Linked DNA regions of Homo sapiens: region 1 is linked to region 2. The links are chromatin loops, found by intact Hi-C in ENCODE. Cell type or tissue: A673. All regions are shown on one strand. Each heading gives the region's core, and the rest is flanking DNA. Links, peaks and the distances in the headings are about the cores only. Region 1 has its middle 68 kb from the start of DAW1. Region 2 holds the start of SPHKAP (SPHK1 interactor, AKAP domain containing).

Evidence for each region. Hi-C counts contacts between places; a loop is a spot of excess contacts. Peaks named below come from ENCODE experiments on the same cell type or tissue, not always from the same donor. Only the 100,000 strongest peaks of a DNase experiment are listed, where the experiment ranks them.
Region 1: a loop joins it to region 2, with 10 times the contacts of the local background. A loop is called at or near these places in 3 of 110 quality-filtered maps.

What each region holds. Positions count from the first base shown.
Region 1 is chr2:227,936,494-227,941,874 of GRCh38, forward strand. No RefSeq gene overlaps it. Among named protein-coding and RNA genes, the nearest start is that of DAW1, 68 kb to the left of the region's middle. In A673, for the core only: a CTCF peak has its summit at 3,234 (motif pointing right); DNase peaks (open chromatin) are centred at 2,938 and 3,218; H3K27ac peaks cover 4,782 bases.
Region 2 is chr2:228,177,466-228,182,846 of GRCh38, forward strand. SPHKAP (SPHK1 interactor, AKAP domain containing) reads right to left here and starts at 4,222. Exons shown (of 12, transcript NM_001142644.2): 1 at 4,102-4,222. The coding sequence starts at 4,133. In A673, for the core only: CTCF peaks have their summits at 659 and 2,884 (motif pointing right); DNase peaks (open chromatin) are centred at 2,836 and 4,206; H3K4me3 peaks cover 3,089 bases; H3K27ac peaks cover 2,093 bases.

The DNA.
Region 1 (5,381 bases), core at 271-5,270, 240 kb before region 2:
AGTAAACTTTCATCTTAGACTAAACTTCTTCGGTTTGGGTAAAGGCAACTAAGTTGCCGCGGGGGAAGGGGGAGGCTGACAAGCAGGCATCGGCTATCCAAGCAGGGGCCTAGTATACTCTGTTTCTTCTGTAGTTTGCTGACCTAAGCCGGTTCAAGGCACTTTGTCTTGGAAATGGACCACTGTATACATTATTTCATTCAGGTGCCAGACTCCTGTATCCCTCTACCCTTTATGCTGGATCTGTGACTTGGATGGCTTTTTTTTTTTTTTTTTTTTTTTTTTTTTGAGACGGAGGCTCGCTCTTTTGCCCAGGCGGGACTGCAGTGGCACTATCTCGGCTCACTGCAAGCTCCACCTCCCGGGTTCACGCCATTCTCCTGCCTCAGCCTCCCGAGTAGCTGGGACTACAGGCGCCCGCCACCGCGCCCGGCTAATTTTTTGTATTTTTAGTGGAGACGGGGTTTCACCGTGTTAGCCAAGATGGTCTCAATCTCCTGACCTCGTGATCCGCCCGCCTCGGCCTCCCAAAGTGCTGGGATTACAGGCGTGAGCCACCGCGCCCGGCCTGGATGGCTTTTTATTTGATTCAGTGTTAGTGTTTCCATGTCTACAATGGGTACAAATCCTCACTATCATCAAAGGATTAAATGGATAACACATGTAAATTACATGTGTAGTACAGAACCCAACAAAAGCAATTTTTTTTTTTAAATAATTCTTGTCAATATCCCCCAGCTGAAGACCACCAGGACCATGATTATAGTTGAACAAATTTGGTTGATGCCGCCTTGGAAAGAAAACGCACTCCCTGGGAAAGCATGGAGTGTCTCAGAGAATTTTAGAGAGAATTTATTATAGGATATGAGCTTGTGTTAGGTTAGGTTTAGGGACTTTGCTCTATATTGGACGCTATCAGGAAGTGAGGATAATTCTGCATCATGGGGTACTTCATAAATTATCCATAGGGACAGCAGACTAGAGCAAGCCTAACATGACTGGCAAAGGAGCAGCTGTCACTCATATCAGCCAAGAGATGGGGTTGTTTCGTCATTTTTATGGATTGGACAATGCTCACGTTCTGTCTGTTCAGACATGATTCTAGCGTGCTCTTGTTTTTGGTCTTGATCTCCATCATGATCACAGAGTAGCCTTGTTTATGTTGATGTTCTGTGAAGTTGTGTTCAACTGGAAAACACCAAGGCCTGGCTCTGAGTATCAGGCCAGTAGAAACACCAAGACCCGAGTAATTAATGCCTGATGACTTTGCTTTCTGGTGATGTCTGCTGAGAATGAGGTGTTTTTTGCGGAGAGAATAGTCACTGAAGAGAATCATATAGGGCTGATGGGCAGCATCAGCGGTGCAGCCAAAGTTGGAGTTGATGGAGTTACTGGAGCGATCGGCATTCTGATTGTGTGATTCTCTCCCATAGGGCTAGGCTGTGCAGCACTGGTGTGGAGAAGGCACATCCTAACACTGGCCCTGGGCTGGGGGTTTACAAAGAGATCAGGACAAAGGACAGGAGTTCAGAGTTGAAAGTGCCAGGGAGCACAGATCTGTTGGTTCCCTGTGAGGAATGGGCTATTCCATGAATAAAGACAGAATATGAAAAGACTAACCACCAAGAAAAGAGGAGGCTAGATATCTTTTAGAGAATGTTCTGAGCTGAAGCCCTGCTGGGTGATGGGAAGATCGTTGGCTGGAAAGAGCCTAGGCCATTTGGAAATAAGGAGGTTGGGGAAAAATGGAAAATCTTGCAAGAAGGTCCACGAAAGTAGACTTTGAATTCTCCTTGGGACTCTGTGGATTTGTCAAACATCCTGCTTTTTCCAAGACAGGATGCAGGTGAAGTGACAAGTGCTTCTATCTCTGTCCACTGGGATCATCACCTTTTCCTGTTTGGATAGATAACATTTTCTCATATTCCATTTTAAAAATCTTTTCCACCTCAAGTGCCTTTTGGCACTGCTTTAGCAGTTTGCTGTGTGGGCTGTACAGCAGCTTTGCTGCTGCCCCAATGTTTCATAGAGATGTTTGTGATGGAGCACTATGTTTTTAACTTATCTTCCCAGGGCTGTGGCCCAAGTTCACGGAGGAGAGATGAGGTCGGGAAAAATGTGGCTAGTACACATCTACAGTGTTCACAACAGTCTGCCTCCTCTGTCAGGGACTCATTGTCTTTGGAATAAGCCCCATAGGACCTGGAGGCTGCTGCTGGACCTCAGTAATGTCCACAAAGACCTGCAACCTCAGGAGTGTTATTGTCCCTTTTCAATCAGGTCCTACCACCAGGAGACGAAGCTTCTCTTCTTACTCGGAGCTTCTCCAAAATGTGGCATGTTAGAGTGCTCTAAATAGTGAATTAATTGATTGATTGATGGAGTAAATACATGAATGAATGAATACTAACATGGCTCATGACTTTAACATTGATTTTCAAACTCAGCTTTATGGAGTCTCAGCTATTTTTCAAAGCTCAGTGAGTGAGGAGCTGAGTACACGGAATCCTGTCTTCCACACTGCACTTTAGCCAGAGGAGTGCCATTAAAAACACTTTTTTTGTCTTTGATTTTAGCCTCCAAGTAAAAAGCATTTGAAGAAAAATTTTTTGAATCTTGAGATAGAGAGATAGAGAGTTAGATAGATAGATAGCAAGAAACCACTGGCTGCAAGAATGAAGTTCTGCATTTAATTGTGCAAAATCTGGTCATGATCTATTCGTCCACACTTGTTTTCCCTCACTCTATCACATGAATTCTTTGTTTAGTTTATCTTGTATGATGTGTCCAGATATGCCCTTTCTAATCTCTACACTTTTGTTCCCCCACGCTCTATCCTTTAACCCCAGGTCATATTATAAATCTTCTCTGATCTCCATGGCCAGATGTGCTCACTCCTTACGCTGAATTCCAATAGCATTTATTGTGTCTCAAGGCCCATCCTTTATGTTGCATGTTTTACCTCTTCAACCAGATTGTTCCTCCTTCCCTTCCCCTTCCTTCCTTCCTTCTTTCCTTCCTTCGTTCCTTCCTTCCTTCCTTCCTTCCTTCCTTCCTTCCTTCCTTCCTTCCTTCCGGCTTTGCTCTTTGCTTTAGATGGAATACTCTCAGGAAGTGAGAATAATTTTATATGATTGGGTGTCTTCATAAATTATCCATTGAGAAAGCAAACTAGAGCAAGGTTAAAGTTGTAATTGGTAAAGGAGCAGCTGTCACTCATACCAGCCAGGAGAGGGGGCTGTTTAGTCACTTTCGTGGCTTGGACAACGCTCATGTTGTGTCTGTTCAGATGGCCGTATGGTGATTTTTTTGTTTTGTTTTGTCTTTTGTCTTGGCCCACATCATGATCACAGAGTAGCCTTGTTTGTGTTGATGTTCACTGGGTGCCTGTTATGGGCCAGGCGTGTTGCTAGGTACTGGGATTCATAAAAGGGAAGACAGACATCTCTCCCTCACGGTTTACAATTTAGTGAGGGTTGGGGAGTATATCAATCGAGGTTCAAACAATGAACGGAGTAAGTAGAAAACATAAAGACATTTACTGTAAGGAATTGTCTTCCAGGATTCTGAGGCTGACTAGGCAAGTCTGAAATTCTTAGGGAAGGCCATCAGGATAAGTGTCAGCTGAAACTTTTGCCACAGGCAGAATATCTCATTCTCCTGAGAGGCTTTTATTCTTCTCTTTAGATCTTTCAGCTGAGTGAATCAGGGCCATTCAGACTGTGTACGATAATTGCCCTTACCTAAAGTCAGCTGATTATGGATTTTAATCACCTCTACAAAATACCTTCATAAGACCCAGTACAGTGGCTCATGCCTATAATCACAACATTTTGGGAGGCCAAGGTGGGAGAAATCTGCTGTTAATCAGATAGGTTTTCCTTTATAGGTTACTTGATGCTTTGCCTCGTAGCTCTTAAGATTCTTTCCTTTGTCTTGACTTTAGATAACCTGATGACAATGTGCCTAGGCGATGATCTTTTTGTGATGAATTTCCCAGGTGTTCTTTGAGCAAGGCCGGGGAAAGTTTTTTCGATTATTCCCCCAAATATGTTTTCCAAACTTTTAAATTTCCTCAGGAATGCTGATCTTTCTCAGGAATGCCAATTATTCTCATATTTGGTCATTTAACATAATCCCAAACTTCTTGGGGGTTTGCTCATTTTCAAAATTCTTTTTTCTTGTCTTTGTTGGATTGGGTTATTCCAAAAACCTTGTCTTTGAGCTCTGAAGTTCTTTCTTCTGCTTGTTCAATTCTATTCCTGAGACTCTCAAGTATGTTTTGCATTTCTCTAAGTGTGTCCTTTATTTCCTGAAGTTGTGATTGTTATTTATGCTACCTGTTTCACTGAAGATTTCTCCCCTCATATCTTGTATCATTTATTTGATTTCCTTAAGTTGGACTTCACCTTTCTCTGGTGCCTGCTTGAATAGCTTAATAATTGACCTTCTGAATTCTTTTTCTGGCAATTCAGATTTTTCTTCTTGGTTTGGATCCATTGCTGGTGAGCTAATGCGACTTTTTGGGGTGTTAAAGAACCTTCTCTTGTCATATTACCAGAATTGTTTTCCTGGTTCCTTCTCATGCGGGTAGGCTATGTCAGAGGGGAGATCTGGAGCTCAAGGCTGCTGTTCAGACTCTTGTGCCACGGGGTACTCCCTTGATGTAATATTCCCCCTCTTTCCCTAGGGATGTGGCTTTCTGAGAGCCAAACTGTAGTGATTGTTATTTCTCTTCTGAATCTAGCCAGCAAGCAGGGCTGCCAGGCTCTGGGCTGGTACTGGGGGTGTCTGCACAGAGTCCTGTGAGGTGAACTGTGTTCAGTTCTCTCAGCTGTGGATACCAGCACGGTATTTGAGATGTCTCCTGGATCCTGCAGGAGGAATCCACTTCCTTCAAAGGGTCTGTGGATTCTCTTGGCTTTTCTGGTATACTCCTGCAGTAGTTTTTGGAGCAATAGTCCACAATGCTAGTCTCCACATTCTGCTCTGTCTATCCAGAGTGGGAGCTGCACTTTAGTACTGCCTCCTATCTGCCATTTTTTTTTCAGTCACCTGTCAGTTGAGAAATGTGTTTCTATTTTCCTTTGGATAACTGGAAGCTAACTAATGTTAAGTTTAATTTTTAATTTAATGTTTAATATTAAGACTACTTAAAAGACTTATCCCAGGAGCTTAATGCAATTATTAAAGTCATTGAATCTGAAACTAGGGAACTTTAAAAATACCAGTGCCTGGGCTCCACTGTGGACCAATTAAATCAGAATCTCTGACAGTTAGGGCCCTGACCTTGGTAGTTTGAAAATGTTCCCAGGTGATTCTGATATAGCCAAGGTTGAGAATAAATGCTCTAAATATATTTGAATTTTTTGGTTTTCCTG
Region 2 (5,381 bases), core at 130-5,129:
ATTTCGTACTTGTCCCTGTTCCTCAACTTAAGAGTAATGGATTAATCTTTTCTGAAAGTTTTTCATAAATAGGACAAAGAAATTTAAATATACTCTTAAATATCTCCTTTTGTGCAAATCTAAAATCAGTTAACCTTTCTATAAAAACTTGGTGATGGAAGATCATAGTCCAGTATACAGTATTGGGTTGTTTGTTCCATTTTAAAAAATCAATTTTATTTTTCCTGGAACTAACATACTGAGGGGTAAAATCTTGAGATTCTGATGAGTTTTAGTGAAATGTGTCTGCATTAAACTTTAGATTGGTTAAAACAAAATGACAGGAAGCCTATATACATTATTACACATGGAGAAAATCAATCTAGTTTTTTCAAAAGTTTACATTTGATGAGTTTTGATCTTATCATTCGAAATGCCATATAAAAATTTTATTATTAAAATAGAATCCAGTAAACCAAGCAAAAAGAACAAAACAGTACAGTATAACAATGCAAATGTTTAGAAAACAGGGAACTCTCTTAACATTCAAATTCAAGCTTAGATATGGCCAAGGTGACAAACTATTTCTATTTGCTAAAAAAGATTATTTTTAGCACTTGTTGGCTTTAAAAGATGGTCTCCTTGCTTTTAGGCTGCCCCCATGTGTTCTGATGGTATCAGTGTTTGTCCAAATTGTGTACCAGAAATTCTTTTTCCTTCCATTTAAAATAAAGTATGGATTTTCAATCAGTACACAAGAGAAAACTGGACTTGAAGGCAGAAAAATTTTGTGGATGACCTAGCTCTGCTACATAGAATTTATATGGATTTTTAAATACAATTATTTCCTTTATTTAATTTCCTTTGGCTTCAGAGTTTTCAGCTAGGAAATGGAGATGATAATATCTGTCATGATTGACTCACAAGGATGTGATGATCAAATAATTTAATATATTAGATAACACTTGATAACACCTTACGAAACACACGCTAGTTACCAATATAAAAGTGAGACTGACTTTTTTTCTGTAAGTGGAAACTACTGCATTGTAATACAGTGTACTATAGAACACACTGGATGGATGTCCTTTGATTCTTTTTTTGTTTTTCTAATATCTAATTTTGCGACTTAGCAAATCAAATCAATTTTCCATAAAATAGATGACTAAAGAACCTCTATCAGCGATTTTAGATTAAAAAAAAATCCCTCTTAAATTTTTTTTTTCTTGATGGACTACTAGTCAGAAAACACTTGGATTCCAGGTCTATAACGCAACTAACATGGAAACATTTAATCTCTGCACAGCTTGGTTTCCTTATGGACGATATCTTCCAGCTTTGATAACCAGTGATTTTAAGAAATCTGTGACGCAATCCACATAATTTACTGCACCTTTAAAAATGAAAATATTCATAGTAAAAATGAATTAGAGTTTTCACAGAAGGAAGGGAATACAGTTTAATAACTCAAAGAACCCAAAACATTTCCTTAAAAAAAAAAAACATGTTTTACAGTTTCTGAAGTATATGAGTCAAATTTAGTTTTAATATCAATCATCACAGAATATTGCTTGATTGAAATTTCAGTAATTTATATTTGTGTTTAATTGAAAATTCTAAGAAAATGGAAAAGCCAACATAAAATATATTCTATAATTAACTCAATGTTATTAAATCATTTTGTTTTCTCTAATGATTAAGTAGAATGTCTTAAATTGTTTTCTAATTCTTAAGAGAAACAGTGATTTATAACCACCAACTTAATTTTATTAGATACCAAAAATGTTTTCAGACTTGGACATCACAAGCCTTGACAATAGCAATTTGATATTTGCTGATCATTGTTGGTTTCTTCGAAAAGCTTATGTGGAATATTCAATAATCAATTCTTTAAAATGCAATGTTTTGTGAACAAGTAGCATGACTAATACATGATTTGTCTACACCATTAAAAATTTTAATTTTCTTTTTGCATCCCAATCCCTATGGCTTTCAATTAAGTCTTATAGAAAAGGAATGGTGTTTCTTGTATACAATGAAATAGAGGATTGAATCAACTCATGTACAGGAGTTAATTTACATGATTAAGAATGCTAATAAAATACCCGAAATTACTACACTGATTTGTGGATTAAGAAGGCTAATAAAATACCGGAAATTACTACACTGATTTGTGGAAATTGGTGAATAAAAAGTCAGGTTCAAAAAGCTTAGTTTGCTGCAGCTGATATTAAGCCTATATTAACATTTTGATAGGCCACTACAAGATACAGAGCAATATCATCAGAGTTGCTTTGCTCTTTATAAGGTCATTTTATAGTACTGAGACAGAAATAATTGTAATAAATTACTGGCACAATGTGTTTCTAGTAATTTAGAAAATGTTCCGGTATTTGAATAGAAATATAATCAGGATTCAGGCGCAGCTATATTGGTCTGTAAAACCGGATTAAAGCAATCAATCTGTTATCAAAAATCTCTGTCGGAAGATTATTAGGACCACCCAATTCACCGTTTCAATTCTAATGACCATTTGCCCTAGACAGTAGAATAGATAGGTGGAGAAAGTGAGCTTCCAATTTACATGACTTTCCAAACACCTTAATGCCTTTGCGTAAACATCACTGGCAATTTTTTTTAAGTTAAAAAATCGGCAAAATGGAAAGACAGCGGTGGTCCTTTGACCCTGTTCCGCTGGGGCAGGGATCGGGAGGGTGGGGATTGAGACTTCACTTAAGAGCTGCTTCAAGGAGTGCACAGAAACCACAGCGGGCCTTTTCTGAACCATTTGCTATCCCCGCAGCGAAGGGACGCTTAAGGAGGAAGTGCCTGTGGAGCTGAGAAAGCGTTATTTCATCGCGGAATACAAATAATTCAGGTCTCTAGATGGCAGCCTTCAATGCCTTTGGAAAGCAGTCTCTCTCCTCCTCCGCCACCCCCACCTCCCCTCCCACCGCATCTCGGCTCCTTGGCAATGTAGTATCACTCCATGTGTGCCCTGGCCAGTGGATATTGGGTTTTGCTGCTCTCCAAGAATCCGAACTTAAAGTGTTTATTCTAGGGCCTGGTGCTCTGCTCTGGAAGCTACCTACCTACCTGCTTGGGGAAAAGAGGGAGTAGGGATGGCACGAAGAGCCACGCTAAGCCGCTGCCCAGGAGAGGTGGGGCTGCGCCGCAGCCAGGACACCCTCTCCCTGGGAGCAACAGCATCCTTGGCTCCCGGCGCGAGCGCTCCGCGCCCAGCGAGCGCAAAGAGCGCAAAGGCCACCTGCCCGGCTGGGGGAGCAGGCCCAGCACCACCGCCCCGATTTACCCAGACATTTATGGGAAAGACATAAAAATCTCAGGTTCTTAATTTCGCAAAGGACTGAGTTAGAAGGAGTGTGGAACAGGGGCAAAAAAGAGACAGGAGAAAGAAACACACCCCGAAAAACACGTTACTCGCACCCGGCAGCGCCTGGGGTGGCGTCCGTGACCTACCCCGGTGTGGGGGACGAGCAAAACCAAAGGTGTTAAAGAAGGAACTCGCAGACTGGCAGGGGGTGTGGGGACGGTGGAGGACTGTGGGACTGCAGGGGACCTAGGTGTTTTCTGCCCTGTCTTAAGATCTCGCTTTGGGGGCAGTCTAGGTGTCGGTCGGGGGTGAGGGACAATCTTCCCCACCCCAGCAGCCCCAGACACCCGCCCAGGTCAAGGTGGAAGGAAAGCGGGGGTACTTTGCCCTAGCCCGGTTCCCTCCTGTTTTAGACCTTGGAATCTGTCTCTCCACAAGGTGTGAAACCTCTCCAAGCTGTGTCCGCGGAAAGTCCGGCTCCTGGCTCCACCTAGGGCAGAGCAGACCTCCGTCCCTGGGCCTTAGAGGCGGGCACGGGGCTGACCCCCAACCCGTGCCACTCCAGCGCACAGGCCCCACTCAGCATCGCGCCCTGTGGGGCAGTTGACAGGGTCCCCTGTAGCTCCAGCGAGGCTGGGCCGGACTTATTTACAAGTGCAGTGACCCCTGTCTCCTCGCTGGGAGCCCCGTGCAAACCGAAGCGCTCTGGGGCAAGTTGGTGAGCGACTCACAACGCGGAACGGAGTTTGATCGACATGGTATTGGGCATAGAAAGAAGCGGGTCTTACCTTGGTACCGAGAGCAGGGAGTTGCCATCCATTGTTGGTGGGCGCCCAGAGAAGAAAGACGGAAAGTGCAGGCGAAGGATAAGTCTGTGGTGCTAGGACCCAGCTCCCAGAGTGCCAGACTGGCGCGCGCCAGGAGAGAGGCGCGCAGGCTGGGGCGGCGGCGGCGCCCACGGAGACTAGCTCCTCCCTGGCCAGCAAGCTCTGTGCGCTGCGACCGCCCGCTGTCCCCTCCCGCCGTCCTCTCTGATCTTGCAGGAGCGCGTGGCCAACGCTCCCACCTTTCTGCCTGGCTCCTGCCTCCTGCAGGCGGGCCCCAGTCTCAGTTGCTCGAGGATCCTGCTCTATCGCTCATTCGTGCCCAGAAGCATAGGTGACTCCGACAAAATTCCTCTCTCCCCAACCACCATCGTCTCCCCTCCCTTTCTCGCTGGCGTACAGTAGGTCTGAGCCCTGAAGTTGTTCACGCACTTTCCCACATTCACGCCCTCACTCCTGGCAATGCCGACACTCCCCACTGGTTGCGCGCCACTCCTCTGGCTTCCTGTGTCGATTTCATTTTTGTTTGTGGTCTACCATGTTATGGTCGATCACTCAGAACGATGCTGGCTTTGACCTCCTAAGTCTTTTCCCTTTATTTGGACTTTCTCTCTTGGTTTTGGTTTTCACGTTTCTTTAACTCATTTTGCTTAACTGTGACTTAGTCTTCTCTCTCTTCTGTTAGAACCGTGTGCGCACATAGAAATCTCAAAACCTATGAGAGCGGCCATCCATCCGAGGACAGCACTCAGAACCTGGGAGGGAGAGCTGTCACAAACTTCCCCAGTTGACGGCTGGGTATCTCCCTGAGCAAAAAGGACAGTTTTCTTAAGAAGAAAGACACTGATAGTAGCAAATATCTGCTAAAATGAGGGCGCTGTTGAATCTGCTTCTTTTTCCAATTAAAAAACAAATTAAAAATAAAATTTGGGACTTCCACAAATGGGAAGGTTGAGCCAATGTACTTTTAGCTATTCCTCCTAGTAAGTACAACGAAATCCCCCGGATATTATCTCTGAAACAGGCATGAGAAAAAGGTGGACAGAAGAATGCAGACCAGCTAGAGATCCTGGGACTCAAGGCTTGGCATGATGATGGGTTCCTGAGGTTCTCCCAGACTTTGGCTGAAGAAGATGACAACCCGGAAATGTCAAGGGGCAGAGACAGGAAAAGCCTTGACAAAGGACTCCTCTTTCTAGCCAAAGGATCAGGAGAGAGGCAGCTTAGCAAGATGGAAAATTTAC